Linked DNA regions of Homo sapiens: region 2 is linked to region 1. A link is an interaction called in ENCODE POLR2A ChIA-PET data of the cell type or tissue named here. Cell type or tissue: K562. All regions are shown on one strand. Links, peaks and the distances in the headings refer to the core of each region. The heading gives the core; the rest is flanking DNA.

What was found. ChIA-PET counts read pairs that join two places held together with the same protein. Peaks named below come from ENCODE experiments on the same cell type or tissue, not always from the same donor. Only the 100,000 strongest peaks of a DNase experiment are listed, where the experiment ranks them.
Region 2: POLR2A ChIA-PET joins it to region 1 with 5 read pairs; 1 of 35 experiments calls an interaction of 5 or more read pairs at or near these places.

The regions. Positions count from the first base shown.
Region 1 is chr1:246,323,273-246,338,409 of GRCh38, forward strand. It overlaps SMYD3 (SET and MYND domain containing 3), which reads right to left. Exons shown (of 12, transcript NM_001167740.2): 3 at 12,095-12,202; 4 at 7,208-7,265; 5 at 3,929-4,065. Among named protein-coding and RNA genes, the nearest start is that of SMYD3-IT1, 8.4 kb to the left of the region's middle. RefSeq lists enhancers at 1,003-1,523, 6,804-6,963 and a silencer at 10,536-10,585. In K562, for the core only: no CTCF peak of the experiment used is centred there; a DNase peak (open chromatin) is centred at 8,989.
Region 2 is chr1:246,181,519-246,196,655 of GRCh38, forward strand. The region is part of intron 5 of SMYD3 (SET and MYND domain containing 3); the gene reads right to left. It also overlaps LOC124904573 and the pseudogene RNU6-1283P. Among named protein-coding and RNA genes, the nearest start is that of SMYD3-AS1, 80 kb to the left of the region's middle. RefSeq lists a cis regulatory region at 730-885. In K562, for the core only: no CTCF peak of the experiment used is centred there; DNase peaks (open chromatin) are centred at 5,546 and 6,733; H3K4me3 peaks cover 531 bases.

The DNA.
Region 1 (15,137 bases), core at 7,073-11,072:
ACACTGGTGCTAAGAGTCAGAGTCAGACTAACACTGGTGCTAAGAAGTGGGGTGAAAAGGAGGAATATCTGGGAATATGACCGGGAAAATTACAAGTAACAGAAGAAATTTTCCAGGTAAAATTAAGGCTTACGCAGCAGATGCACGTTCAGCATTGAGAACCCGGTCCGACAGGAAAGACACACCATTTTTCCGCCAGAAACTCCAGTGTTCAAAATACAAACTGCCAACTTTTCAGGCAATAATCATGAGCTTCCATTAGAAAAAGCCATCAGCTCACCAGACGACGAAATATGCTCTCGGGATTAAGAACTTTCTCATCCTCCCTGAGCCCTTTCCTTTCAGGGGAAGTGCAAGTTTGATAAAGATATGCATATTCTTCAAGTAAGACTTTTGACCTGCTGAAGTTTTCTGCCTTGATAGATAATTTTGAGATTTAGAATTAGCCACATACTTCTACAACCCTGTGTCAAGAGTATTTTGTACACACTAGACCTGCAAATAAATAAATAAAAGTCTGCTGTACTTGCTAAGCAAATTCAGATTCAACTAACAAACACCTCTCAGCAGGGCAAGAGACTTGGTAAGAAAAGACTAATTCTAATGAAGGTTTAAAACTCCGAAGAGAAAGAACATCTGTGTGAACTGTAAGTATTAAAAATGACAGATATAAAATGAGTCTGAAAATTAGGGAAACCAGCTGATAGAAACATGAAGATTCATTCTACTAGTCCCTCTATTTTTGTGTGTGTTTGAAAATGTCCATAATTTAAAAGTCAAAAAAATTAAGACATAAGCAATTTTAGAAAAGCTCTCAGAATTCCATATGCCTTTCAATGAAAATTAGATGGTCTAAAACTGGCCGGGTGCGGTAGCTCACGTCTGTAATCCCAGCACGTTGGGAGGCCAAGGCGGGCGGATCATCCGAGGTCAGGAGATTGAGACCAGCCTGGCCAACGTGGTGCAACGTTGTCTCTACTAAAAATACAAAAATTGGCCAGGTGTGGTGGCAGGCGCCTGTAATCCCAGCTCCTTGGGAGGCTGAGGCAGCAGAATCGCTTGAACCCGGGAGGCGGAGGTTGCAGTGAGCCGATGTTGCGCCACTGCACCCTAGCCTGGGCGACAAGAGCGAAAACTCCATCTCAAAAAAAAAAAAAAAAAAAAAAGATGGGCTAAAACATAAGCTTAGTATGTCTATTATCTGCACAGAACCTGAATGAATGTAAATGAGAGGAACCAAAAGAAAAACAAAAAACAAGATCTTGTTTATTGAGGCCAGGTATAGCCAGCCTTGTTGACAGCGTAAATTCAGAAGTCAGCAGCTTCCTCTGTATGTACAAACTGTCAGTCAGGGATAGTTGCATGTTGACCCGCTTTCCACAGCCTAATGAACTGACTTTTGAATTTTCGCTGTGAAGAAGGCTGGCTTTACCTGGCCTCAATAAACAAAATCCTGTTTTATGTTATTTTTTTATGGTGCCCGTTTCTTCTCTTTGATTAATTAATTTTATACCAGAGTAAAATGAGGAGAGGAGCAGTAGACTGGGATAAAAATCTCTGCCCAGGGATCTTCACCCAGTTCCCGTGTGCTTGATGTGACTTGCACCATCACACACCGTCAACATTCTGGGCTCAGTGACTCATCCCTGAAAGCTGCAGGATCTATTTAGGTTAATTTAGGATCTTTCATGAACAAGGAAGGAGAAGGAGTCAGGGGGCGGGAAGGAGGGAGAAGGAGTCGGGGGAGCGGGAAGGAGGGAGAAGGAGTCGGGGGGCAGGAAGGAGGGAGAAGGAGTCGCGGGGGCGGGAAGGAGGGAGAAGGAGTCGGGGGGCGGGAAGGAGGGAGAAGGAGTCGCGGGGGCGGGAAGGAGGGAGAAGGAGTCGGGGGGGCGGGAAGGAGGGAAAAGGAGTCGGGGGGGCGGGAAGGAGGGAAAAGGAGTCGGGGGGCGGGAAGGAGGGAGAAGGAGTCGGGGGGCGGGAAGGAGGGAGAAGGAGTCGGGGGGGCGGGAAGGAGGGAGAAGGAGTTGGGGGGGCGGGAAGGAGGGGAGTGATTTAAGGACAAATTTATAAGCAGAAAAATACAAATTAAAAACATTAACAAAACTTTCACCAGAAAGTACAGAAGCCATAGGTTATTGGCTGCTTTCATCTGATTATTAACCTATATTTTAATGCAGAAGTGACACACTAAGGCCAATTATGCCCAAAAATCTCAAAACTGTGTATTTTCTAGCAATAACAAATATTATGTGGGGAGAAGGGTAAGCATTATATTAAAAATTGGTACACTTAATCATAGCAACAGAATTTTCCCCCTATACAACATGGAGATAATTTCATTATAAAATACATGAGACTAAAATCTTCAGAAAGAAAGAAGAACTAGGATAGTAATTCACATTTTACATGTAGCAACAGAAAGTATTTTAAAATATTTTTCATGGATATTAATAACATCAGTAATTATCACTGGAACATTTTCCAACAATAGAAATAATTACCACAGAATAGCCACAAACTTAACACTAGGAATGAGGTAATAATCATCATAAGGTATATTTTTATCTTTCAGTAGGTGTTCGTGTTTATAGTGTTGAACATGAAAACAGCCTTGGGCACGGCACACGATACTACTACAGGTTATAATTTTCAGAAGCATATGAAATAGATGAGAAAGTTTTCAGATGCACTGTAAGAAATCAGTAAATTTTGAAATCAATTTTAAATTATAGATAACCAGAATATAATGCTAAGATGACATTAATCAGAAAATCATAAAAATGTACCATACAGAATAAAAATACATTTGAGAAAAACTGGAATAAATCTCCAGCAATCAAACCAATTACATTTAATTTTTCAGAAAACAGTAAATTTTAAAACATGCCTTAAAATATTAATGGCATAAATATATCTTCAAACGTGTGCTTACAAATTACAAAATAAGTGGCAAAATTGTCAAAAGTAAAGTTTTACTTGTTATTAAATTGTGATCAACATTAAAACAAATGCAAACACACAATGTGAGAAAGCGAGGACAGCAGATCCATAGCAGTGAGGGGGTGTTTCTGTCATCCCTATCCCAGGGTAAATATCAAGAAGCAATCATTTCATGCCTATGGGCTAGTGAAGAAAAAAAAAAATCAATCATCGCACTCTTCCTCCCTAGGCCAAGATAAACCCTCGGAATCATTTAAAAAAAAAAAAAATACTTCAGGAGGCCGGGCGTGGCAGTTCGCGCCTGTAATCCCAGCACTTTGGGAGGCCGAGGCGGGTGGATCACCTGAGGTCAGGAGTTCAAGACCATCCGTCTCTACAAAAACAAAAAAAAAAAAACAAAATTTAGCTGGGCGTGGTGGCTCATGCCTGTAATCCCAGCTACTCAGAATGCTGAGGCATGAGACTCGCTTGATTCTGGGAGGCGGAGATTGCAGTGAGCCGAGATCGCACCACTACACTCAAGCCTGGGTGACAGAACGAGACTCTGTCTAAAAACAAAAAAGAAAAGAAAAGAAATGGATTTCAATAAATTTTTCATTTCAAAGACAGGCTCTATGCTTAAACAACCACCATAAAACTCAATGAATGCAATGCAACGGCAAACAAGTCCATTCACAAAAAATAATGGGATATGCTATTTTCTTCTGAGAAAAGAAAGCATACTCTTTCTTCCAAGGGTACACTTTGAGAATTCACAATGAACATACTCAGGCAATAACAAGAATATTAATCAAACAGAAAAATTCATACCCTTCTCAATGCACACAATACATTCTCTCATGCTCTACTCACTATGATAAGGAAGTAATATAAGGCATTAAGGGTCTTGAATTTCCTGTCAAGATTCTCGACATTTTTGTAACTAACAACAAAATAAGGAGCAAATGGTTGATGTATGGAATTAGCAAAGAGCAAACTTAACACTTACTTTTGCAAAGGCTTCAAAAAGGTCAAAGGCAGGTGGCAGCTGAGAGGCATCCTGTATTTCTTCTCTCATGAAATGTTGAAATGTCATTACGAGTTGCCTGAGGCCCTCTTTCTTATCTTCAGTCAGTTTGTTAATATCTTTTTTAAAGAGAAAATAAATAGCACAATCTCAAAGTAAACTTCTGAAGGATAATTTTCAAGTGTTCAATGCTGGCTGTTAAACCAGATATTTCCTACCTTACATTGGATTTTGACAAAGAGCAAATACATATTGTTTTATCTTTTGACAACTAAATATGATGCATATGTTATCAATTAAATTCTGCCAAATTTTGTCTGCAATGTAAGATCAAACACCTATCAAAACATAAGTACGCACATATATGAAAAAGCATTAAAACCAAAATCACTGAGATTGTGTGTTACCAGATTTTCTACATCATTCTGTACACACATACAAACAATTATCAGTTCTTATTAAGTCAGTAAACTTAAGCAGACTTTTCCATGAAATAATTTACAACTAGGTCATGACTAAACTAATAAACAGCATCACCTCTAAGGCAAAAAGACAGAAAATAAGAACTAAAAAGTTCAGATAAAGTTCAAATAGGTTAAATTTGTCATATGGCTAGTACATCATGAATAGAACAGGGATCAAGCACAGCAATTTCAACTTCAAGTTATCTGAGTTGAATAAACAAGATAAAGGAGCCTGGCGCCGTGACTCACGCCTGTAACCCCAACACTTTGGGAGGCCAAGACGGGCAGATCACTTGAGGTCAGTAGTTCGAGAGCAGCCTGGCCAACATGGTGGAACCCCATCTCTACTAAAAATATAAAAATCAGCAGGGCGTGGTGGTGTGCGCCTGTAATCCCAGCTACTCGGGAGGCTGAGGCAGGAGAATCACTTGAACCCAGGAGGTGGCGGTTGCAGTGAGCCAACATCGCGCCACTGCACTCCAGCCTGGACAAAAAGAGAGACTCCATCTCCAAAAAACAAAGACAAAAAACAAGATATGATGTGGCATCAACCCAAACAGAAGGAGATGGTTCTAAAACAAAAGAAGAAGAAAAGTTCTAACGCCAATACTACCCCCTTAAATATCATTTTCAATCATACCACAAATGGGGTGTTAAGGCTGAAAGGATACAACAGGTCAATTAATAACATGTGAGAGCATTTCACTTAAGGTCATGTGTATGACACTAGTACTGAGTAGGGCTAATGTGAAGAGTAAAACCCATGGTAACAGATGTTATTTACCTAGCAGTAATATAACAAGAAAATTTGAATACTTTGCTGTCTTTTAAAACTTGAAAAGATACATCAAGTTGAACTACAGCATAACTCTGTTGCTTATGTCTATGCATATCCTTTAGATTACTTATTCAACAGAATAACCCAATGATTTCTTTTTTTTTCTATTTTATATGCTTGTTAATTTTTTTTTGATGGTAAATATATGTTTTTTTATTTTATTTATTTTTTCTTTTATTATTATTATATTTTAAGTTTTAGGGTACATGTGCACAATGTGCAGGTTAGTTACATATGTATACATGTGCCATGCTGGTGTGCTGCACCCATTAACTCGTCACTTAGCATTAGATATATATACTAATGCTATCCCTCCCCACTCCCCCCACCCCACAACAGTCCCCAGAGTGTGCTGTTCCCCTTCCTGTGTCCATGTGTTCTCATTGTTCAATTCCCACCTACGAGTGAGAATATGCGGTGTTTGGTTTTTTGTCCTTGCAATAGTTTACTGAGAATGATGATTTCCAATTTCATCCATGTCCCTACAAAGGACATGAACTCATCATTTTTTATGGATGCATAGTATTCCATGGTGTATATGTGCCATATTTTCTTAATCCAGTCTATCATTGTTGGACATTTGGCTTGGTTCCAAGTCTTTGCTATTGTGAATAGTGCCACAATAAACATACGTGTGCATGTGTCTCTATAGCAGCATGATTTATAGTCCTTTGGGTATATACCCAGTAATGGGATGGCTGGGTCAAATGGTATTTCTAGTTCTAGATCCCTGAGGAATTGCCACACTGACTTCCACAATGGGTGAACTAGTTTACAGTCCCACCAACAGTGTAAAAGTGTTCCTATTTCTCCACATCCTCTCCAGCACCTGTTGTTTCCTGACTTTTTAATGATTGCCATTCTATCTGGTGTGAGATGGTATCTCACTGTGGTTTTGATTTGCATTTCTCTGATGGCCAGTGATTGTGAGCATTTTTTCATGTGTTTTTTGGCTGCATAAATGTCTTCTTTTGAGAAGTGTCTGTTCATGTCCTTCGCCCACTTTTTGATGGGGTTGTTTGTTTTTTTCTTGTTAATTTGTTTGAGTTCATTGTAGATTCTGGATATTAGCCCTTTGTCAGATGAGTAGGTTGCAAAAATTTTCTCCCATTTTGTAGGTTGCCTGTTCACTCTGATGGTAGTTTCTTTTGCTGTGCAGAAGCTCTTTAGTTTAATCAGATCCCATTTGTCAATTTTTGCTTTTGTTGCCATTGCTTTTCTTAAATAATAATTTATTACCATGGGAACTTCAGATCCCACAACCTTATATAAATCTGTACTAGATCATCTTCTTGTCTCCATCCAGAAGTATTAAACTGTGCAGCAAATTTACTGTATGTGCCCTGGCTAGTTTTGAGTTGAAATCACTTACAACCTTAACGAAAAGGATCTGCGCCAATACAAAATCAAAACGAAACCTACCTTTGCTTAGCACTCAGATATGGGAAGCTTTTTAAGTCATCACAAGAAGGTGGCTACCTACATGGTAGTTTCAGAGAAGAATGATGCTTCACACTGCCACAGAGACTGAGTCATCTGTTCCTTCTACCTTCCTTAATGTCTAAAAGATCAGTAACCCTAAAAGCTCTGTGGAATCCCCCTGTTCACTAATCACTCTTCTCTGACATCAAAAAGAAAACAGAACAGGAAACCAAGAGACAGAAGAAGGGAAACAGGGAAGAAAAAAAGAAGAAAAATGATTTTGTCAACTGGACTAATGGTTACACTACCCCATGTAACCTGAACATCTTCATGGCGCTTTACTAACCCTTATCAGGACGAAGCTACCCTGGAATAAGTGAAATAAACCAGTGTGACAGTTGTATATAAAAATAAATTTTGTTAGGTTTGCATCACATTATAAAGAAACAGAAAAACATAGTTAAAAATAAATCCATTCACCAACTCAGCAAACAAATTATAGAAACTTTTTTAAGATGCTGATAGACAATCACTTACTTGACTCCAGATCATAAAATGAGTAAAGCTTCTCTGATTCTGAAGGTGCTCCATCCATCTGTGAAGGAAAAGGGGAAAACGCCAATAACAATTTCAAGTGTTCCAATATATAAACAAATAAGTTTGAGTACCTTTGTATATTTAAATGAAAGTCCATCAAAAAGAACATTTTCTATATATTCTTTCTATTCATCACTCTCATTAGACTGAATTAATCAACAACTTTAAAATAAAAATCTAACTTGTATCTTCACTCAACAGTTTAATCTCCAAATGCAAAACTCTTGTACAAAAAGTTCCCATATTTTTATATTCATAAAACCCTCTATAAAATCGTGTACCGGCCAAAAGAGTCAGTAAACAATAGGAAAAGGTGGGGCATGGTAGCTCACACCTATAATCCCCGATACTTTGGGAGGCCGAGGCAGGCAGATTGCTTTAGCCCAGGAGTTCAAGGCCAGCCTGGGCAACATGGCGAAACCCTATGCCTAAAAAACATACAAAAATTAGCCAGGCATGGTGGCATGCACCTGTAGTCCCAGCTACTCAGCAGGCCGAGGAGGGAGAATCACTTGAGCCCAGCAGTTCAAGCTTGCAATGAGCTATGATTGTGCTACTATACTCCAGCCTGGGTAACAGAGCAAGTCCCTGTCTCAAAAAAGAAAAAAAGGAGAAGGACAAATCGGGAGCCTACAATAATTTGAGAAAGATATTCACACTAAAGATGGGTAAAAAAATCTAAAAGGCTTCACCACAGCAAGATTTCACAGAGTTTACTGTTTTGCCACTTATGAAAAAGGGCCGAAGAAATCACTTCAGTGAATTTTAGGAAATAAGATAAGTACTCTTCCAGTCAATACTAATTATGTATGTGTATCTTCCTTGAAGAGGAAAGTAGAAAATGACATGCTCGCCCTGTGCATTAGTTTACAATACCCAAGTTATAAAGGCAATGTAACAGAGATTACTACCATCTCATACCTCAGAGATAGAACCTCCTCCATCTTTATTCCCACAAGAAGATAGCAGGGCCTTCAAAGAGAGACTGTGTATTTCTTCACTGCTACAGATTCCATGATTAATAGGAAAAGAACAAATTTTTTTGTCTAAGACACTCCCTGGAATAATCTACCTTCTACATTAACATGGGGTTAATTTCAGCCTTAAATAGGAATAACACAGGCATACCTCATTTTATCACACTTCACTTTATAGTGCTTTGCAGACATTGCACTGAAGATTTACATCATCGAACAAGTCTGTCCATACCATTTTTCTAACAACACGTGTTCACTTTGTGTCTATGTGTGACATTTTGGAATTCTCACAATATTTCAAACTTTTGGTTATTATTATATCTGTTACTGTGGCCTGTGATCAGAGATCTTTAATGTTACTACTGTAATTGTTTTGGGGTACCACAAACCATCCCCATATAAGACCACAAACTTAATCAATAAATGTTGTGCGTGTTCTCACTGCTCCGCCGACCGGCTTATTCCCACTGCCTGGCTATTCCCCTATCTCTTCCCTCTCCTCAGGCCTCTGTATTCTCTGACACAACAATATTGAAATTAGGCCAATTAATAACTTTACAATGACCTATAAGTGAAAGGACGAGTCACACATCTCTCATTTTAAATCAAAAGCTAGAAAAATGAGTAAGCTTAGTGAGAAAGAAATATTGAAAGCTGATATAGACCATAAGTCAGGCCTCTTGCACCAAACAGCCAAGTTGTCAACACAAGGGAGAGTTCTGAAAGAAAATGAAAAGAGCTACTCCCATGAACACATGAGTGATAAGAAAGCACAACAGTCTTATTGCTAATCTAGAGAAAGTCTGAGTGGCCTGGATATAGAAGATCAAAACAGCCACAATATTCCCTTGAGCCAAAGCCTAATCCAGAGGAAAGCCCTAACTTGCTTCAATTCTGTGAAGGCTGAGAGAGGGGAGAAAATTGCAGAAGAGAAGCTGGAAGTTAACAGAGGTTGGTTCATAAGGTTTAAGGAAAGAAGCCATCTCCATAACATAAAAGCACGAGGTGGCCAGGTGCGGTGGCTTACGCCCACAATCTCAGCACTTTGGAAGGCCAAGGCGGGCAGATCACCTGAGGTCAGGAGCTCGAGACCAGCCTGGCCAACATGGTGAAACCCTGTCTCTACTAAAAGTACAAAAAATTTAGCTGGCCATGGTGGTGGGCGCCTGTAGTCCCAGCTACTGAGGAGGCTGAGGCAGGACAATCGCTTGAGCCTAAGAGGCGGAGGTTGCAGTGAGCCAAGCTCACGCCACTGCACCCCAGCCTGGGTGACAAAGCAAGACTCCATCTCAAAACATACATACATACATAAATCTAAAAAAGTGCAAGGTGAAGCAGCAAGTGCTGATATAGAAGCTACAGCAAATGATCCAGGAGACCTAACTAAAATAATTGAATTTGGCTACACTAAACAACAGATTTTTAATGTAGATGAAACAGCCTTATATTGGAAGAAGATGTCACTTAGGACTTTCATAGCTAGAGAGAATTCAATGCCTGGCTTCAAAGAACAAGTGGACTTTTTTTTAGGGACTAATGCAGCTGGTGACTTTAGGTTGAAGCCAGTGTTCATTTACCATTCCTAAAATGCCAGGGCCCTTACTATTTGTGGTAAATCGACTTTGCCTATGCTTTACCAGTGGGAGGTCAAAACAGCAACATGAACCGGAGTTCAGAAGATTCAGAAGAACTTGGTTCCAACCTTCATGGATAACACTGAGGGGTCAAGACTTCAGTAGAGGAAGTAAGTGTAGATGTGATAGCAAGAACGAAGGAGCTGGAATCAAGATGAAAACCTAGGAAATACCCTTCTACACATCAGTCTTGGCAAAGAATTTATGATGAGTCCTCAAAAGCAACTGCAACAAAAACAAAATTGACAAGTGGACCTAATTAAAATAAAGAGCATCTGCACAGCAAAAGAAACCTGCAATGGAGTAAATAGACAACTTACAGAATCGAAGAAAATATTCGCAAACTATGCAGCCAACAAAGGTCTAATATCCAGAATCTATAAGGAACTTAAGCAATTCACAAGTAAAAAACAAACAACCTCATTAAAAACTGGACAAAGGGCCACCACAGTGGCTCGCACCTATATAATCCCAGCACTTGGGGAGGCCTAGGTGGGAGAATTTCTTGAGCCCAGGAGTTTGAGACCAGACTGGGAAACATGATGAAACTTCGTCTTTCCAAAAAAAAAAGGAAAAAACACAAAAACTAGCGGGGCGTGGTGGCATGCACCTGTGGTCCCAGCTACTCGGGAAGCTGAGGTAGGAGGACTGCTTGAGCCCCAGAGGTTGAGGCTGCAGTGCGCCATGATCATGCTACTGCACTCCAGCCTGGGGCAACAGAGTGAGACCCTGTCTCAAAAAGTGAAAATAAAAAGTGCACAAAGGACAAGAACAGACACTTCTCAAAAGACAACATACAGGTGGCCAAAAAACATAGGAAAAATGCTCTACGTTACTAATCATCAGAGAAATGCAAATCAAAACCACAATGAGACACCATCTCATAACAGTCAGAGTGGCTATTATTAAATAAAAAAAAAACACATGCTGGTGAGGCTGCAGAGAAAAGGGAACACTTATCTACTGTTAGTGGGAATGTAATCTAGTTCAGCCACTGTGGAAAGCAGTTTGGAGATTTCTCAAAGAGTTACCATTCAACCCAGCAATCCCACTGTTGGGTATATATCCAAAGGAAAATAAATCACTCTACCAAAAAGATACATGTACTCATACACTCATCACAGTGCCATTCACAACAGCAAAGGCATGGAATCAATCTAGGTGCCCATTAACAGCACAATGGATAAAGAAAATGTGATACATAAACACTATGAAATACCATGCAACCATTAAAAAGAGTGAAATCATGTCTTTTGGAGCAACATGAATGCAGTTGGAGGGCATTATCCTAAGTGAATTAACATAAAAACAGAAAACCAAATACCACAGGTTTTTACTCACAACTGAGAGCTACATATTGGGTGGACATGGACACAAAGATGGGAATAGCAGACACTGGGGAATACGAGGGGGAGGTAAGAAGCAGGGAGTGGGCAAGAGATGAAAAGCTAGCTACTGGGTACCATGCTCACTACCTCGGTGATGGGATCCATCATACCCCAAACCTCAGCATCATGCAATATACCCATGTAACAAATCTGCACATGTACCCCCTGAATCTAAAATAAAAGCAAAACTTTTTTTAAAACAGAGAGAAGTAGAGCCTAAAGAATTATAAATTAACTGATTAAAAATTAACTGATTTTCTGCAATCTCATGATAAAACTTGAAAAGATGAGGAGTTGCTTCTTATGAATGAACAAAGAAGGTGGTTTCTTGAGATGGAACCTACTCCTGGTGAAGAAGCTGTGAGGCATCATATGTTACAGTGAAATCATTTGCGAAAGGAAGAGGCAATCAATGCGGCAAATTCGACTGTTGTCTTATTTTAAGAAATTGCCACAGCCACCCCAAAGTTCAGCAACCACCACTTGATTAGTCAGCAGCCATCAACATCCACCAGCGAAAAGATGATGATGCACTGAAGGGTCTAATGATCCTTAGCAGTTTTAGAAATATATTTTTTAATTAAAGTATGTACATTGTTCTGTTGGCATAATGCTACTGAACACTTAATAGACTACGGTATAATGTAAACATAACTTTTATATTTACTGGGAAGCCAAAAAATTTGTGAGACTCATTTTATTGCAATATTTGCTTTATTGTGGTAGTCTGAAACTGAACCTGCAACATCTCTGAGGTATACCGGAAAATGCAATTGCATATGTTTATTTAACCAAAACCCAGCTATATTTCATGAGTTTTATACTCACAAGTTTGAAGACAACTCTGCCAAGAAGTCGAACGGAGTCTGGAGGATATCTGGGTTTGCAGCTTTTAAGGCATTTGCATTCCCGCTTGTGGTCTGGCCAAGCTTTTTTCTATTAAAACAAGAGTGGGGAGAACATAGGTGACCTAAAATTTAACTTTCATTTATACTGGTTTTGAACATCAAGAGTCATAAACATTAAATTTTAATAGTCCAAATGTAACTGCACAATAGAAAATAAAAGCAATATTCTAAATCTGAAAATAATCCAGGATGAGTCTTTGCCAAATATGCAATTACTATGCAAGGACATTAAAAGCCTCAGCTTCACCTCTGTGCTTTCATTTGTCCCCTGGTTATTACCTGGCTAGTGGAGTCCAAAGAAAGAGCCATTACAGCTTACTTAATAATGTATAAGATGGTCTTGGAACTGATTAAACAGGATTCAACAATAGTCATTTTGAATACAAAAGGAAAATGTCACTCCAAATTAGAAAATAAAACGTGGTTCAGAAGACTCAAAATAGGGATGACAGCCTTCTGAATTTCTGTGCTGCTACAGAAATATCAGGAGGGCTAACACACCCCCAAATATAAAATCTCTTTGTTTTAAAAGCAACATAAAAAGAACTATTAGCTAAAATCATTAAATGTCCAGTTTGTCCTGGATGTGTCTAGGTTTGTATCTATGTCCTGGCTTAAATATTAATAGTGCCCCTTTTCACTCTGAAAAGTTCTGGTTTTGATGACAAATTATATGGTCACCTAAGCCATGATCCTAGCCATGTGTTGATGTGGCTAAAGAGACCATTGAGTCAGTTGCCAATGTACAGATGAATGGACTAAAGGGAAGGACACTATCCTTGAGCCTTGGATCAGAAAGGCGACGGCTCCTTTCACACGGAATCACTTTCATATGGAAATAAAATCCAGATCATCTAATATTTAGCCCTGGTGAGTAGAAGAAGCCTCAATCAAATGTCTCTCGTGTTATATTCTGAAAATTGGAATTTCCATTACTGAAATGCCTGATACCACTTACTCATTCTTATTTCAAAAATTATAAATCTGCTCCTCAATTTCTGGGTCTACAAAATCAATGTGCTGTTCATAATTTTTGTTTTAGCATTTACACTTCACTCACTTCTAAACAAGACTGAGCTGATTCAAAGTAAAGATGTGTATGAAATAAGACTGCAAAACCAGAAACAGAACATATTAAAATTATGGAAGGGGGAAAAAGGAAAGCACGCTAGCATTTACTTAGCATTCTACAAGGTACTAGATACATGGCTAAGCAAATAACGAAGCACGTTTCACTTGATTTTCGTAACAATCCAAATGGTAGGTATTATCCCTCTATTACAAATAAAGGCTCAAAAGCTGATATCTAACTATCAAACTGCCCAAATACAAAAAGAGAGAGTAAAAATTCTTAGCATGCTAAACATGAGAGCTGAATAATTTCTGCATTACATTTGAGTATTTGTACGTCACATTTATTTGAGATGCCTTACAAGCAAGGCAAAAAAGAAGGCATAATGGCTTATATAATCCTCAACTGACAGAAAGTAAAAACATACAGTTTCACCAAGTATTAAATCACAGGAGGGATTTATTCCAAGAATGCTAATCAACACACTGAACAATGTCCTTAACAACAGTTCACAACTATAATGGCCTTTCATATGACTTCTAATATCAGTACTCACTGAAAGGCATAATATTAAAATACAACTCAGTGAAAGAACAAGCTTCTGTTGCTCAGGGGGCTAGTCCTTGACTAGCAATTAGCAATTACCAATGTGTGTAAGAGGCCTAAAATATACATGGTACAATTGTCAAGTAAGTTTTAAAAACACAATATCATGTTGACCCTACTTAGAGATTCAAAATATACTTAGCATCCTAAAAGTTCTAAAAGTCTATGCACTAAAGAAATGTGTATAAATTATTTAACACAGTTTCCCATGCTTGTTATTGTCACCCTTTAGAGAGTTAGGTTGGTATTCACTAACTCAGATATATCTATATATTTTTTTTCACCTGGTCTTTGTATGTGAGTGGGTTAAGCTAACAAATTTACATTCATTTGCACTCACAAGAAACAAGAATGTTAACTTTTTTGGTTTTTTACTGATAGAAGGGAGAACCATAACTTTGGCGTTAGTTTTCCTTTGATTATAGAAGTTGAGAAACCTGTCAGATGCTCTCATGGACAGAGCGTGTAGGCAGGAACGGATAACATAGTGCCAGTGGGTCTATCAGAAAGTACCTTAGGCTCTGTTCAAATGCCTCAGTGTCCAGCTGAACAGGGCTCACACTCAGCAAAACAAGGCAGAGATAATTTGAGGCAAAAGACCTTAAGAGCAGATTTTAATCAATGCTCATTTTAATTACAAGAGATCATCCATAACCCCTCTGTTAAAACCTAAATATTTGAGCAGCTCAGCCTCCTGATAGCTTACCAGGGTGAGATAAGTACAAAACGTACACCAGATAATGAACAACCGATCAGTTAGATGACAGCATTTGGAATTAAACATCCAAATTTTGGAAAATTCCTGTTAAAACAACTTTAGGTCCTTAACATAATTGATATAGAGCTCCTTTTCTCAACAATAACTAGAAACTAGACAAAATGTTTCTTAAACTTATTCCTAGATCATTGCCTGAAAACATACTTATTTTCTCATTTGCTTCAGCAAAAATATGTTCATTATTTCCATGAAAAGCCAAATCAGATCATTTAGGCATAAATAGAGAAAGCAATCATACCACTTAAAATTGGTCTGTAATATGGTACCACATATCAGCCCATTCCTTTTCTTTTTAAAACATTAACTGTTAAAATTTATCATTCAGCTTCACCTATCACATCTTACCATAAGGGTTACGAATACAAGCATACCATAGAAAAGGCTTACAAAGAAATCTTTTTACGCAGCTCCTTTGACTTTGAAGCAAAACGTGACAATCATACAAAAACAAAAGGCATTATCTTCACTCAACAAACTAACCTTGGTCAAGACCTCGATGACACATTT
Region 2 (15,137 bases), core at 5,203-9,202, 140 kb before region 1:
ATAAATTCTATCATTTCATGATTCACACTTCATGCAACCAAAGATCTCCTCTACACAAAAACACAGGAAATGTCAGAATACCCCATAGGTATGTGATTTTTCTTAACTTGTATGGTTTTATTTATAAGAAATAAATTCAGTTACTGAATTATGAAACAGACACATAGGGGTCCCCTTTGGGATCTAGTCCTTAAGATGCGTTCAAGAGGATGAAGGATGTCCATCTCTGAGATATATTAGTACTTCTACAACCCGTGTGCCAAGCACCAGTGGGCTAACATATCCTCCAGATACATAGACACAACTTAAAGCAGAGAAGCCAGGTAGAGAGATTTGAAAAATGAATTCTAACACTAGCATACTAAATTCCCAAATAAATTGTTTAATTACATTGTACCTACATTTCCCCAATGATCACGTAGAGATAATTACCTTTGCTTATTTCACAGGGGGCATTTGTAATAATAAAAAGAATTATTTGAAATCTTCAAAGAAAGAGCACTATTTTAACCTACTTATATAAGGAACAGAAAGAGAAAATTGAGTTAACAGTCTTAAATTCTGCCAAATTAATCTAATTTTTAAAAAGAGAGACCAAGTAAAACCTCACCACTGTTGTTCTCATCGTAACTGAAATCCAGCACATTAAAGAGAGAGAGAAAGAGATCAACTTTTAAAACTTGTAAAACTCCATCCCTGGTGGCCACAAACACTCTTATCAGTTCCCCACTGAAAACCCCTCCTCGCCATCTCCCTTCCTTCCCCTTTCTCCTATTACCTCAGCCTTCACTCCACTTAATCTTCCCATCTCTCGACTTCTCTATCACCTCTTCCTCCCTGATAGTTATGACCTCACTCCCACTGTCACACATAGAACTGATCCAAAGGGGACCTAAGAATTATTCTAACCAATCTCCCACACAGTAAAAAGGACAACTGGAGACTGAAGTGATAACGTCACAGGCTCAGGGTCAGGTAGCCACTTTCATGCAAAGCTGGGTCCTCACCTAGATATATGACTCCCAGTACAGTACTCTTTCCAGTACCCCACACAACAGTCTACCTGGACCTGTTCACCAGCCTTATCCAAGAGATCCATTTCTGAAACAGTTAGGTGCACTTTGTTGTTCTTCCACCATATAAAGCACTTTGAGTCACAATTAGAAAAATAAAACTGATGACAGCAATCAGATTAGAATCCTGTATCTGGAAGACACCTTTACCCATAATCCATCTTATCCAGGAAGTAAGACTCAGGAGGCCATTTCCACAATGCCTCTCCTCCCCAGACACTCATTCCTATGTTCAACATCACTTCCATTGCTCAAACCTAAATCCTTCCTAATGATGATACTGAAGCAAAATCACAATACCAGGTTTTCCAGACCCGGCTGAGAAGACACTAACTGAGCCCCTAAGTACAAATGAGCATACTTAACATAGAGAAGACACAGTTAGCACATTGCTAAATTTCTCCACACCCTTATTTTTAGCAGATTAAATAATTGTAACCCCTTTAACTTTATCTTCTAAGTCTATTTTTGGCTTTTATCTAAGGCCCCTTTAAATTCTCCATGTTGCTTTTGGAAAGCTAGAGTCCAGAACCAAGGACAGGTAGCTAAAGTGTTTCACATAAGAGAAACTCCATCAACAAAAGTATTGCGAAGTCTGTACAAGCCCAGGGCAATCAATGAAATCTGCATGTAAACGAGGCAGTTTTCCAGACAATACTTTTCAATTAGACTAACTTACAAACTTGAGGAATAACGAGAAACTACAAAGAAAACATCAACTGCGTCTTCAAAGCATTTTCAAGCACAAACCCTAATACAGTTTACTGGATGCCATTTAATTGGGCAGCTCTAAGCATGTAGCTAAATACAAGAAGGTTGGCATAAGAGATAAAAAAGCAAACAATGTCCAAGCTACATCACTTAAATACTGTCAGAACAAGGTTAAGAAGAAGCAAGGTGAGAAATCAGGGAAAATGCAAATAAGAATTCCATTTCCTACAAGATAAAGAAAGATAAATAAAAATCCTGACTAGCTAGGGGAGTATGTCCAGCACCAAAAAAAAAAAGTAATTATTTCATGTGTGGTCCTGATATAAAGTCTTGAAAATAATAAGGCTGCTAAATTGCAAATATCAGGGAAGTGAAGTAGTAGCTCAAAAGATTATGAAAATTGAGATTTCCAAACTGAATTTGAAAAGGAAACAGGTAAAATGAGGTCAGGACATTACAGATGAGAAAGAAGCTTCTACTATTTGGCTGGCTGTTTTAAATTAATAACCTGGAACATTAGCAGGTTTAAAGTCCTATAAAAATGACACGGAGGGAGAAGTAAATGCGGTAGAAACAGCAGTGTTTACACCTTCATCATAGAAAGGTATTACTAAAAGGATTTACAAGGTGGTAACAGGATACATATCAAAGTCAAAGCGCTTTAATAAATGATGAGAAAAGACATTAGGCATGGAAGTAAAGCCGAAGGGCTTGAAATAACTCCACCTATCCACGTCCCAGATTATTTTAAACCAAGTAAGCCACTCCAAGATCCACAAAAGATCAGGTTGTATTTTTCCCTAAGTGGCAGTATTCCCATGAGCACCAAAGCAGTAAAGGCAGTAGGTAGAAAAACCAGGAGTTAAAAGAATATAAAACACTAGTCCTTTCTGGGATATTGTTACACATGCTGAAAGAATCTAAATATATATATCATGACCCAAAGAGGTCTCAGGCTTAAAATCCAAAAAGAAAGAAAAGCAAGTATATTGCCCTTTTTTCCTATTGGGAAAACCTTGTAACCACTGAAAAATTAGAACAGATAAATAGGAATGGGTCAGTATAATTAGTATCTTCTAATTATAGAAGCACCCAGATTGGCATCAAACTCACCAACTCTTGGCTGTCTTCAACAATGACCAGGCCTCCTCTGGGGAGACTACTTCTTGCCATCCTCAATCTGTACCTCAGATGTGTGACTTCTTGCTTCTAACAATATCACAGATTATGGACTAAATGTTTGTGTCCTCCCAAAATTCTTACGTTGCAGCCCTAACCCTCTGATTCTATTTGGAGAAGGGGCTTCTCAGACAGTAATTAAGGTTAAATGAGGTCATACAGGTGGGGACCTGACACAATAGGATTAGTGTCCTCACAGGTAGAGACCAGAGAGCTCATTGACCTGCTCCCTTCCTCCCTGTGTGCTTGCATGAGGAAGGGCCATGTGAGGACTTAGCAAGGAGGCACCATCTGCAAGCCAGGAAGAGAGACCTCACCAGAAACCTAGTGGGCCAGAACCTTGTCTTAGGCTTCTAGTGTTGAGAACTGTGAGGAATTATAAATTTCTGTTTTTTAAGCCACCCAGTCTGTGGAGTTTTGTTACAGTACCCTGAGGTGGCTCAGACATACCTACCACATTGATGCTTAATAGTGACTACCCAAACAGCAGGAATAAAAGTTTCAATTTGTTTCTTACATTTCCTAATGCAATGCTCTGTAAGGCTAGATGTTTTAGAAATGCTTTTTGAACTTAATAATGGTTTTAAAAAGTCACAGACTTCAATAACAGCCATCATTTTCTATAAGCACTAATGGTGTTATATGCCAAGAATTTTTAAAGGCAAATAAATTTTTCTTCTTATCTAAAAAGCTGCCTGGAGAATGCTCACCCTTCCTTTACTCACTACTGAAAACTGTCAATAGCAATTCAAGTAATATAATTCCTTTTTTTTGGAGGCAGAGTCTTGCTCTATCCCCCAGGCTGGAGTGCAGTGGCGCGATCTCGGCTACTGCAACCTCCGCCTCCCGGGTTCAAGCGATTCTCCTGCCTCATTCTCCTGAGTAGCTGGGACTGCAGGTGCCCGCCAACACGCCCGGCTAATTTTTGTACTTTTAGTAGAGACAGGGTTTTGCCATGTTAGTGATTCTTTTTTTTTTTTTTTTTTTTTTTGAGACGGAGTTTTGCTCTGTCGCCCAGGCTGGAGTGTGGAGTGCAGTGGCGCGATCTCGGCTCACTGCAAGCTCCGCCTCCCGGGTTCAAGCCATTCTCCTGCCTCAGCCTCACGAGTAGCTGAAACTACAGGCGCCCGCCACCACGCCCGGCTAATTTTTTGTATGTTTAGTAGACATGGGGTTTCACCATGTTAGCCAGGATGGTCTCGATCTCCTGATTTCGTGATCACCCGCCTCGGCCTCCCAAAGTGCTGGGATTACAGGCATGAGCCACCGTGCCTGGCTGGTAATTCCTTTTCAAGAATTACAAACACCAAAGTATCTTGTACAATGGTAATTTATGTGCACACGTATGCTAAAAATGCCAAAAAGAACTTACACAATTTTTACATACATAACATACTTTAGTTCCTTGATTCTATGCCAATTCACCTAAATATTAACAAACTTAGGACAGTGGACCTTGGGCTTACAGAATATTAAATTGTAGAATAACAGAATCATAAAATCATAGAATCACAGACTAGAGGTTTGTCTCGGTCAAATCTCACCATTTTTTTTAAATGAGGAAAACCAGAGCTCAGTACCTTGCTCAAAGTAACATAAATAGTTCCCTTAATTCCCAGAATTGTGGTTTTTTACTGTATTGTTAAGAAATAATTTTCTGTAAAGCAAAATAATGATTCTCAAAATTAATAAAACACATATAAAAGATTTAACTCACTAGAAAATGAGTAAGATGCTAAGTCTGATTTTTAAAAGAATTCAAAGAAGACACAAATACATAAGCATCAGAAATGCCAGCAAGATGTAAAATGTGCAAAACTAGTCAATATGCATAGGAAAATAATCTATTGCATTCTCCAAACACAACTGCATTTTATGGACAAGAACCAGGCGCTTTACTGTCTATTTTCTGCAGCACACACAATTCTAGTACAGCTCAAAGACAGTGAAAGGCAGAGCTGACCTGATGGTTGAGTAGACAAAACATGCTCTTTTTTTTTTAATCATTTCAAAGTCTTTCCTCACAGTCCCTTACCATGCACAAGTACTCTGAAACCAGAGAACAGCACGGTGGGTGAATTCAAAAAACAGAATTTAGAATTCTTGTTTAATTGCTAACTTTCTGAAAGCCCTCAGAAAAAGACCCAAGTTCATTTCATATCAGCCCCAAAACTAAGAGACAATGAAAACTTGACCTGTGAGAGTCTGGCACTGTCAATGTCCACAGCACTTCTCTCAAAATGATCCCTCTGAATACTTACAATAATCCCACCAGGGCAAAAGGTTCACAACAGCAGTTCCTCAGCCAAGTCGTGGGAAAGGCTGTATCACATTCCGGTCTTCTGCTTCCCAGTCTCACACTCTCCCCACATCACAGGCACAGTTACCTCGCAGGAGAATGTCTCTGAAGCCCCTTAGAGTCATTATGCAAGAGGTCTCACGGAACAACTTTTCGCTGTGACTGAAGAGATGAAATGTAAAATGAGGAAACACGAAAGAAGAAATGGTCTGCTACACAAACATACAAAGTAGGTGTGATGTGCTAGATAACGAGGTGATGTGCTGATGGAGCTCAACTCTGACCCCAGTTCCACAGCTCCAGTCAAAAGATCTGCGTTTAAGAAAGGAGAAACAAGGTGGCTCATGCCTGTAATCCCAGCACTTTGGTGCGGTGGCGCACGCCTATATTCCCAGCTACTCGGGAGGCTGAGGCAGGAGAATGGTGTGAACCCGGAGGCAGAGCCTGCATTGAGCAGAGATCGTGCCACTGCACTCCAGCCTAGGCAACAGAGTGAGACTCTGTCTCAAAAAAAAAAAAAAGAAAAGAAAAGAAAGGAGAAACAAATAGGAATGAAGAGTGGAAAAGATATCAAATAAGGACCCAAAAGCACTCTGAGAAAACAATAAGGTTCTTATGTCCTGTGTTCAGGCAAAGAAACACAAGACATAGACATGAAGAGAACAGAAAGCAAGGAATAATGTTTAAAACTAATTTGGCACAATTTTTTTTCTTTTAAAATGCTCAAGAGGATCATTGCAGAAAACACAGTGGTAAAGCAAGCTGCTGAGGGATTTTTCAATAGCTCCACTGTGAAAAAACAAGCACATCTTAAAACTACAAGCTTTGAAACTTTTAAATTTCTTAATTAAAATATTTCTAGATTCCGTTCATTTCTAAGCAAGACTGCAGCCCTAAAGAGACCAGTAAATTTTTATTCATCTTTTTTGAAACAAACATGATTAACAAGTCATTGTTTGAATAGAAAACTATGAATTAAACAAACAAGCAAACAACCCCACAATAATGGAACCCATTCCTTGGAGATAATGACAATGCAAAGTACAAGAAACCCATTTTGAAGCATTAGTTTCATGTGAGCACTTGTTGACGGAAATATTACAAGAAGTCCCCCTAAGAACAGTTCTCTTCATTGTCGTATCAATGGTCTTGGTGGCTCACATTCCTCACGTGCACTGAGGGCCGTCTTGATAAAAAGTATCTAGTAGACCTCTTGGTGTCAAGTTGTAAAGCTCGAACTTGTTTTGGGATTTTTAAGAATGTATAATAAATATCGATTTATTAATTTACAATAAAAAAACTAATGGGTGAAAGGACTGGACACTCAGCCTCTGACCTTCATGTTTTCTCCCTGCATAGGAAGTCAAACTACTATCAGAATGTTGTCGTGTCTGGCACTACAGCAAGAGCAATGAGTTGCACAAACCATGAAGCAAACAGACTGTTCATTCATCCAGCACGTCCTGGCCTAGAGCTAGAAATACAGCAGCGAACAGGAGCGATCAGAGTCCAGATTGGACTCTGAAAAGAGGATCTCCTTGCCCCAGGAGCTGTGCAGTATGGCCCCAGTTCTAGCTTTCTCTGGCCTAGACAATGCCTAATGGAGCCCTGCAAAGATTCACTTCACTGACTTTTTTAAAAATATTTTTATATAACATAAAATTTTCACTTTAACCATTTTAAGTGTACACTTCAATGGCATTAAATTCAAAATGTTGTGTAACCATGACCACTATTTCCAAAAGATTTTTGTCATCCCAAACAGAAACTCTGAACAAGTTTGCTTTTTAAAAGTGGCACAAGTTACTAACATTTGTGGTTGACATTTTTTTTTTTAATATCTATGTTAAGAACTCGATTATAGGCCTACCCATAATATGCTTCTTTAAGAGGTCTGGGGCCAGGCGTGGTGGCTCATGCCTGTAATCCCAACACTTTGGGGGGCCAAAGTGGGTGGATTGCTTGAACTCAGGAGTTTGAGATCAGCCTGGGCAACATGGTGAGACCCTATCGCTACTAAAAACACAAAAAAGAGCCAGGCATGGTGGTGCACATTTGTGGTCCCAGCTACTCGGGAGGCTAGTGAGGAGGATCACTGGAGCCTGCAGGGCAAAAGCTGCAATGAGCCAAGATCGCACCACTGCACTCCAGCCTGCGTGACAGAGCAAGACCCTGTCTCAAAAAAAAAAAAAAAGGTCTGTATGTTTCATTAGCCATTGTGTGTGTTTATGTTAAAAATATGAAGTGTTTCACAAATTTGCATGTCACCCTTGTACAGGAGCCATACTAATCTTCTCTGTCTCATTCTAATTTTTTAGTATATGTGCTGCTGAAGCACGAACTAGCCATTGGGTTTTGATTTTATAACTGTTTTCCAGAAGGCAAACTTCTAACTTCTTAAAGAGAAAGGTACCTTGTTGCCATGTCCTCCCTCCCACCCCACTACACAGAGGCGCTTTCTTCTACAATGCACACTATTTCATCCAACTCTTACAAATATCTAAAGAGATGCTATCATCAGCTTTTTAGACATAAGGAAGCTGAGACTCACAGGAATGATATTTCTCAAAGCTACTCAGGAAGCAAGGGAACAACGCAAGTGTCGGTAACAGTTATTCCATATTGGAGCATGACTGACTGGATGAATATATGTTTGTTTTTGCTATACAGCTAACATTAACTGGTTCTAAGACTGAATACTGTATTAAATTTGTTATTAAAATACATACTCCTATAACAAGAAGGGACATATAAGACAAAATAGGAAAGATGAAAAGGTTTTAAAGACACAGGAGAGGCTAAAGAAGTGATTTTTAATGGATATACTCTGGGAGAAATTCTCAACTATTTCCCTACAAATGGGTGACATTAGTCACTTAGGGTGGCTGCCTTTTTTCTGAAAGCTATCAGACATCTCCATGGGCAAAATAAAGAAAGAGACCCCCTACGGTTTATTTATGTACGTATCATGGTAGCACTCCGTGGTTTTAAGACATATTGAAACTCCATCATATGCTGCTTTTAAAGCCCAAATAACTAAAATAAAAACTCCCAGGCACAGCAACGGCAAAATACTGTCATTTGTATGTGCTTAGGAGACACGTGTCTCTAAAAGCAACATGTACATTTCTCTTTTCAAGCAAATGTTTAAAGAACTGGCACCGTAACAAACAAGGGGAAATATGGAGATCAGTTTTAAAGGCAGGATTTGTTTTTGTGGAGTCTAATTTATTTCAAGAAATCCAGATTATTAAATTCACCTCCTATCTGAGGAAGGATCTCAAAGGAAAGGTAATACAGGCTAGTCGTCCTTAAATGCCCAAGTCCAAAAGACTAGTATTTAAGACCCAAGTTTATCACTTACTAAGTGTCAGACCTTGGCCATGTTACATAATCGCTCTCAATCTGTTTCCTCAAAATAATACTGCTTAACAAAGGATTAAGTAAAATGGTGCGTATAAAGCACCACACACAGACCGTAGCGTATACTTAAGAGTTTTATTTCAGCATTAGAAAGCATGGGAGGCCGGGCGCGGTGGCTCACGCCTGTAATCCCAACACTCTGGGAGGCCAAGGAGGGTGGATCACAAGGTCAGGAGTTCGAGACCAGTCTGGCCAATATGGTGAAACCCCGTCTCTACTAAGAATACAAAAATTAGCCAGGCGTGGTGGCAGGCACCTGTAGTCCCAGCTACTCGGGAGGCTGAGGCAGGAGAATCGCTTGAACCCGGGAGGCAGAGGTTGCAGTGGGCCAAGATCGTGCCATTGCACTCCAACCTAGGTGACAGAGTAAGACTCTGTCTCAAAAAAAAAAAAAAAAAAAAAAAAGGAAGCATGGGAAGTAGGGGAGTCGCTAAAGCTCACTGATTTAAATTACTACTCAATTAGACTAAATTTTTTAAAAATCATGATTTTCTTTGTCCCCCTCCCCAACTCACACACAAAAAGCCAACACTATACTAAATAATAGAAGATAGTCGAGGTCAAGATTTTCACCTTGTTCTCCAGCTATCATTTTTTCCCTCCCGACTTCTATTTTGGATTAAGGTATTTCAGGGGCCCCAACATCAAAGTAGAACAGAAGAAGGAAAGCAAGAGAAAATGAGAGGTAGGAACTAGAAAAGCCAGTATCAGAAAAGCATACAGCACTTCCTCACTATACTAGCAAAGCTTACCATGCAATATTCAACAGGTAAATCCTGATGGATGGCTGACACCGGGTTCAAGACACTAGTCCACATGCTCCACATACTGAATACCCTAAGGTAGTTCAGAGAGAAACTGAGGGGAAGACGGAGAAAACGCACCTCACGGTGCATTCTGTATGTCACTGCCTTACACGCAGGAGTTTCAATGTTTTGGTACCAATTAAAGACCAACTATCAGTTCTCCATGGAAGCAGCAAAATATAAAAGTATCCTTGAAATCAGTACAGGGCCCTTCTGCGAGGGTCTGGTGATGTGGTTTTGAGATTCTTTGTTTTGGATCATTCCTCGTTTGGTGGACCCACAAATAATGGTCCTGCCTAGAACCATCACCGCAAGCTAGAGTGAAAAAATGCCAGAAGACTAGGCTGGTGGGTAAAAAAATTCAACGTTTTTCCTCATGATTAACCTTGGGTGGCCTTGACAAGTTATGTAAGGTTTTGTTTCTTCAGAAAGACACTGCATTTTTAGAACATCTCTAGGCACAAAAATTAGTCATGTAACTGAAAGACAAGAAAATTTTAAGCATATATTATAAATAAATGTGAATATTAGGGGTGTGTATCCAAACACATGAATAGCTCTTAAAAGAATAAGACAAAAAGATCAAACATATTTGAAATCAGAGAGATGTCTTTTGGGAACTGAACTCTTGCCATGAGCAGGAGAAAACCAGAAAGGTCTTCATGGGTTCTGGTACCTGTTCAACCATTAATTCATGATGTGTCGCTGGAAAAAGATCACAAATGTCTTCAAGCTTCATTTTCCCTATCTGTATCTGCCCAAGATCTCACTGGATTCTCGAAGAATCAAATATGATAACACAGTCATTCCTGAAGTATGGCCACGGACCAACAGCATCAGTAAGTCAGGAACTTGTTCAAATGCAGTTGAGTCCCACCCAGTCCTAATAAATGAGAAACTTCAGCAATCGGTTATTCTGATGCACCTTGAAGTTTGAGAACCACTGCACAAAAACAGATACAATCTGAAACATCTGAAAACACTGGAGTGTTGTTATTACGGAAAAAATTAAGAATCATACATTGAAGATCTTAAGAACTTTCACTTAAAAGTTGGATACAGAAGAGGCTATGTGTGGCTTTTGTTGTTGTTTTTGTTGCTGTTGTTGAAACAAGGTGTCACTCTGTCACCCAGGCTGGAGTGCAGTGGTATTATTATAGCTCACTGTAGCCTTGAATACCTGAGCTCAAGCGATCCTCCTTCCTCAGCCTCCCAAGCAGCTGGAACCACAGGCATGTGCCATCATGCTCAGCTATTTTTTATTTTATTTACTTATTTACTTTTTTAATTTATAAGAAAAGAGGTTTAATTGAAGAAATTGGCAAAAAGAAAGGGGCTACAGAACTCCTGCAACTTTGGAACCCAGCAGGGCAGTTGTTAAATGTTAAAGCTCCAAAATAACCTGGCTCATTTTTAATTTTTCTTTTGTAGTGATGAAGTCTTGCTGTGTTGCCCAGGCTGGTGTCGAACTCCTGGGCCGAAGCGATCCTCCTACCTCAGCCTCCCAAAGTGCTGGAATTACAGGCGTGAGCCACTGTGCCTAACCTATGTGTGGCTTTTTTAAAGCCAAGATTCGCAGTTAATGTAAATGCTACAATAAAATAAAATCCAAAATTACGGTACCTATCAATGTTAAAATGCAGTATTATTTCCTTATAACTTTAAAAGGGTTAAGGGAAAAGAAATAAAATTAGTAATGATTGTAATGATTACATATTCTTTAAAGAGTAAATATGAGACTAAATGTATCTCAATCCAACTATTAATAAAAAAAGAGTGAACTTGAGATTAGCTCTCTCTAGGGAAAAAGGAGAACAGTAAGTCCTCCTGGGATCTTTACATTTTCTTGGCAAGAGTAATGCATTCATTGCTTTTAAAAAGGTAAAAGGTAAAGTCAAAAAAAAAAAAGAAATGTAGTTACAAAAGATGCATTTCAATTGATAATGAAGGCTTTTAATGTAATGATTATAGGAAATCTTGGAGGAGTTCTAATAAGTACAGCCAAATTAAGAACAAAATATGCTAAGAAAACAGAGAAGTCATATTGTTTTTCATTCTACATTCTAGTTAAACCCAATAAAACATGTGAAGACAAAAGTATTCCTCATTAGAAGTATCCTTAGGTCCCATTTATCGTCATATCTTGTTTACTACCAGTTAAGAAAATATGGTACTACAGCCTCTGACAAATTAGGGACAACCTGAGAGCCACATTGGTAGAAACATACAGATCTGAAAAAATTCTGGGATGAAAGTAAGGAAGAAGAGATTGGAAGAATAAATTAACATTTAAAATACAACAAGATCACATAGAAATAGAAATAGTTCGATGAAAAGACTTGTCCATAAAAAGCAAAATTACCAACTATCTGGAGATTTAAATTAGACTGTACTGATGAATGTATTCTTCAGAATATGTTTATTTGTATGATCTTTTACGTACCCTTCAATAAAACTCTAGACTAAGTCCCTACGACAAAAGAGGCAGCCCCAGCAGTGGCCTTGTGGCCTGATCTACAGAGACAGCAAGCCGCCATTCACTGACCCACCCCCATCACACTGGCACCCCACGTTTCTCTCCAAGCTTCTTCCCCACAGTATAAATCAGATCCAAATTAGCTGCTAGTCATAATCAGCAGAAAGGATGGAGAGGCCTTACAGTTACCTTAGACACAGCCCTAGTGGTCTTCTCCTACTTCCTCAGGGACGGCCTCCGCCAGCAGCACAACAGCACACTTCCTGTAGATCTACAATCAGTTCTTCCGAGCCGCAGACGGCTGCTATCGTCCTCGCAGCTCTCCGGGTACTCACGCTTCTTTTTCTCCCTCTTTAATTCTAGGCCTTCTTTTCTTTCTTACCTTTGTGTCCCCTTTCAAGCTTTCCCTTTTATTCAAACGTACACCAAAATGGCAAAAGCAGCAAAGCATTCTAAATCATGTTCACGCAAGCCAGTGCTGGGGAACAAAATGGATACAAATTGGTCATTATGTTCTCTTTCATTTGGGGGTGGCGCACAATTAAGAGAGGTACGCTGTTTTTATGTACTTCTCTATAACTGCAGCTCTAAAGGTTCCTCATACCATCATGAAATTTAAGAGGTACATGAGCAATGGCACTATACTGGGAAAGTTAAAACAAAAGATTTATTAACCTGTGGGTTGTTGTTTTAAAAAAGTATCAAGGGGGTCTACACACTTCCTAAGGGGAAAAGTAAACATTTTTTTGAACACTTCATATACTACAGTTCTTGTGGGGTTTTTTTGTTTTTTTTTTTTTGACATGGAGGCTCGCCCAGTCACCCAGGCTGGAGTGCAGTAGTGCGATCTCAGCTCACCACAACCTCCCACCTCCTGGGTTCAAGCGGTTCTCCTGCCTCAGCCTCCCGAGTAGCTGGGACTACGGGCATGTGCCATCATGCCCGGCTAATTTTTGTATCTTTAGTAGAGACAGGGTTTCACTATATCGGCCAGGCTGGTCTCGAACTCCCGACCTCGTGTTCCGCCTGCTTAGGCCTCCGAAAGTGCTGGGATTACAGGCGTCAGCCACTGCACCCGGCTGCATGCCACAGTTTTTCACAGACATTATCTCACGAGTAGACATGCCAAACCTAGCCATCTAGAGCTGTGCTATCCAAAAGGTAGTCACTAACCACATGTAGCTATTTAAATTTAAAACATCATTAAAATTAAATTTGAAATTCAATTCCTCAGTCACATTCAACGCATTTCAAGTGTTTGATACATGAAAACGGCTACTGATTGCCATATTGCACAACAAAGAGAGAACATTTCCATTATCAGAGAAATTCTACGGCACAACAATGATCTAAGTCTCCTTCACGAAGATTTTCCACAAAAACGTCTGAAGAATTACATTGGGTCCCTCGTACAATGAAGATTAATTCGCTCACACTAAAGCTGTAACTACAATCCATATACGTGTGTTCTCTTGTACCTGCAGCCAGGTTTTCACCACTGCCAGTTTCTACGCTATACTTGGCCTACTGAGAGCTCCAGTCTTTTACAAACACTTACTACATCCTAACCTCTCTTGAATGTCTGGCAAAGGTTTGGATCAAAAAAGACATCACATTTTTGCACATATGACATAATACTTGTAGTTGCCTGGAAATTTATTGGCCCATATGAAGTGGGATCCCCGGGGCAGTGACAAAACTAAGTTTATGCTACTGAGGTTTTGCTTGCCCAGGAAATATAAAAAACTTGTGACTGTGAAGTCACTAAATAAACTAATGGTTTTAATAATGAGGGCAAAAAATTATTTTAATAGGTATAATGTCATTATCAAACCACAGAAAATGCTATACCTGAAATAGAGTTCAATTTTGGTTAGATTTCCTTTAAAGTCTCACAGGACTCATGTGGTACGGGGCCTCTGTGACAATAGGTAACTTTTCATAAATGCTTAAGCACATCTGGACTCTACTCCAGTGACCTACAAGGTAATACATCATTCTGTCAGTTTCAGAGGTACATTCACATCCTATTCTCCAAAACCAGAAATCGCCCAGGGATTCCTAGACCATATGACATGTTGCTGAAGGAATATACAAATATATACACACAAATGTGCGTGCACGCGCGCACACACACACACACACACGCACTGAAAGAATATTATAACCATTCACCTTTCTTCTAAATTTTACCTTCTGTGTTAACTTTCCCTGTGTTGACAAAGAATGCCTCTCACTAAGTCATGACCCTGCAGGTCACTGTAATACAACATCGCATACCTGGATTATTATAATGGGTGAAGGGTTCTTACATATAGCTCAACCGGAGGTTAGGAAGCCCTACGAACACTCAGATTTTTGCTTCATTTTTAACCAAAAGGGGTCAGAGCCTTTGTCAATACCAGCTGTTGCAGTGGTTGGCTGCCTGTGATAATAGGCTGCCTTTCACCTGAAAGAATGAAGGGGTGTTTCTCAGAGTAATATCTTACGATACAGAGGATGATACTGTCTTTAAAGCTAGTGAAAATCAATTTTACTGTCACTTCTTTATTTAAAAAAAAACCTCCCTTTGCAGAAATATCACTGAGATGTCATGTTTAAATTTTTTTTCTACTTCACATTATTTATAAGCCAATATTTTAAAGATTTTTGGCAGTTCTTTAGGCCTGGGCAGGGGTGATATTTGCCCAGAATACATCTGATATGGTCTCCTGGTTGTTTCTAAATTTCCTGTTTTGACTGATCAATGCTTGTACAGTGCTTGTTATTAACTACTAGACAATAACTCCTGGGTACAGACACTGCTCCTTGTCTTTTTTCCTTTGTGTAATTCAGATAGTAAATGTCCAGCAAAAAGCAAGATTCCAAGGGGTAAATTCAATTGCTGACGTATTTGCATTTCTAATTCTAATCCAAGTTAAATAAATGAAAAATCCACTGTAAAAGAGAAGCACAAAAGGCAAAATCTTCACAATCATTACCCAGGGAATCACTGCTTTGTATAAAATCATTAAAAATTATCTTGAAAAATAATAAAAGCAAGTTGACTGAGACAATTATACAATTCTAAGAAATGTTTTTAGAAATGTTCTTCTAAGTATTGTTCTTTTTAAATTTTATTTTTGGCAATTCTCAACTGTAACTACAATACAACATTCTTTCCCCAATGA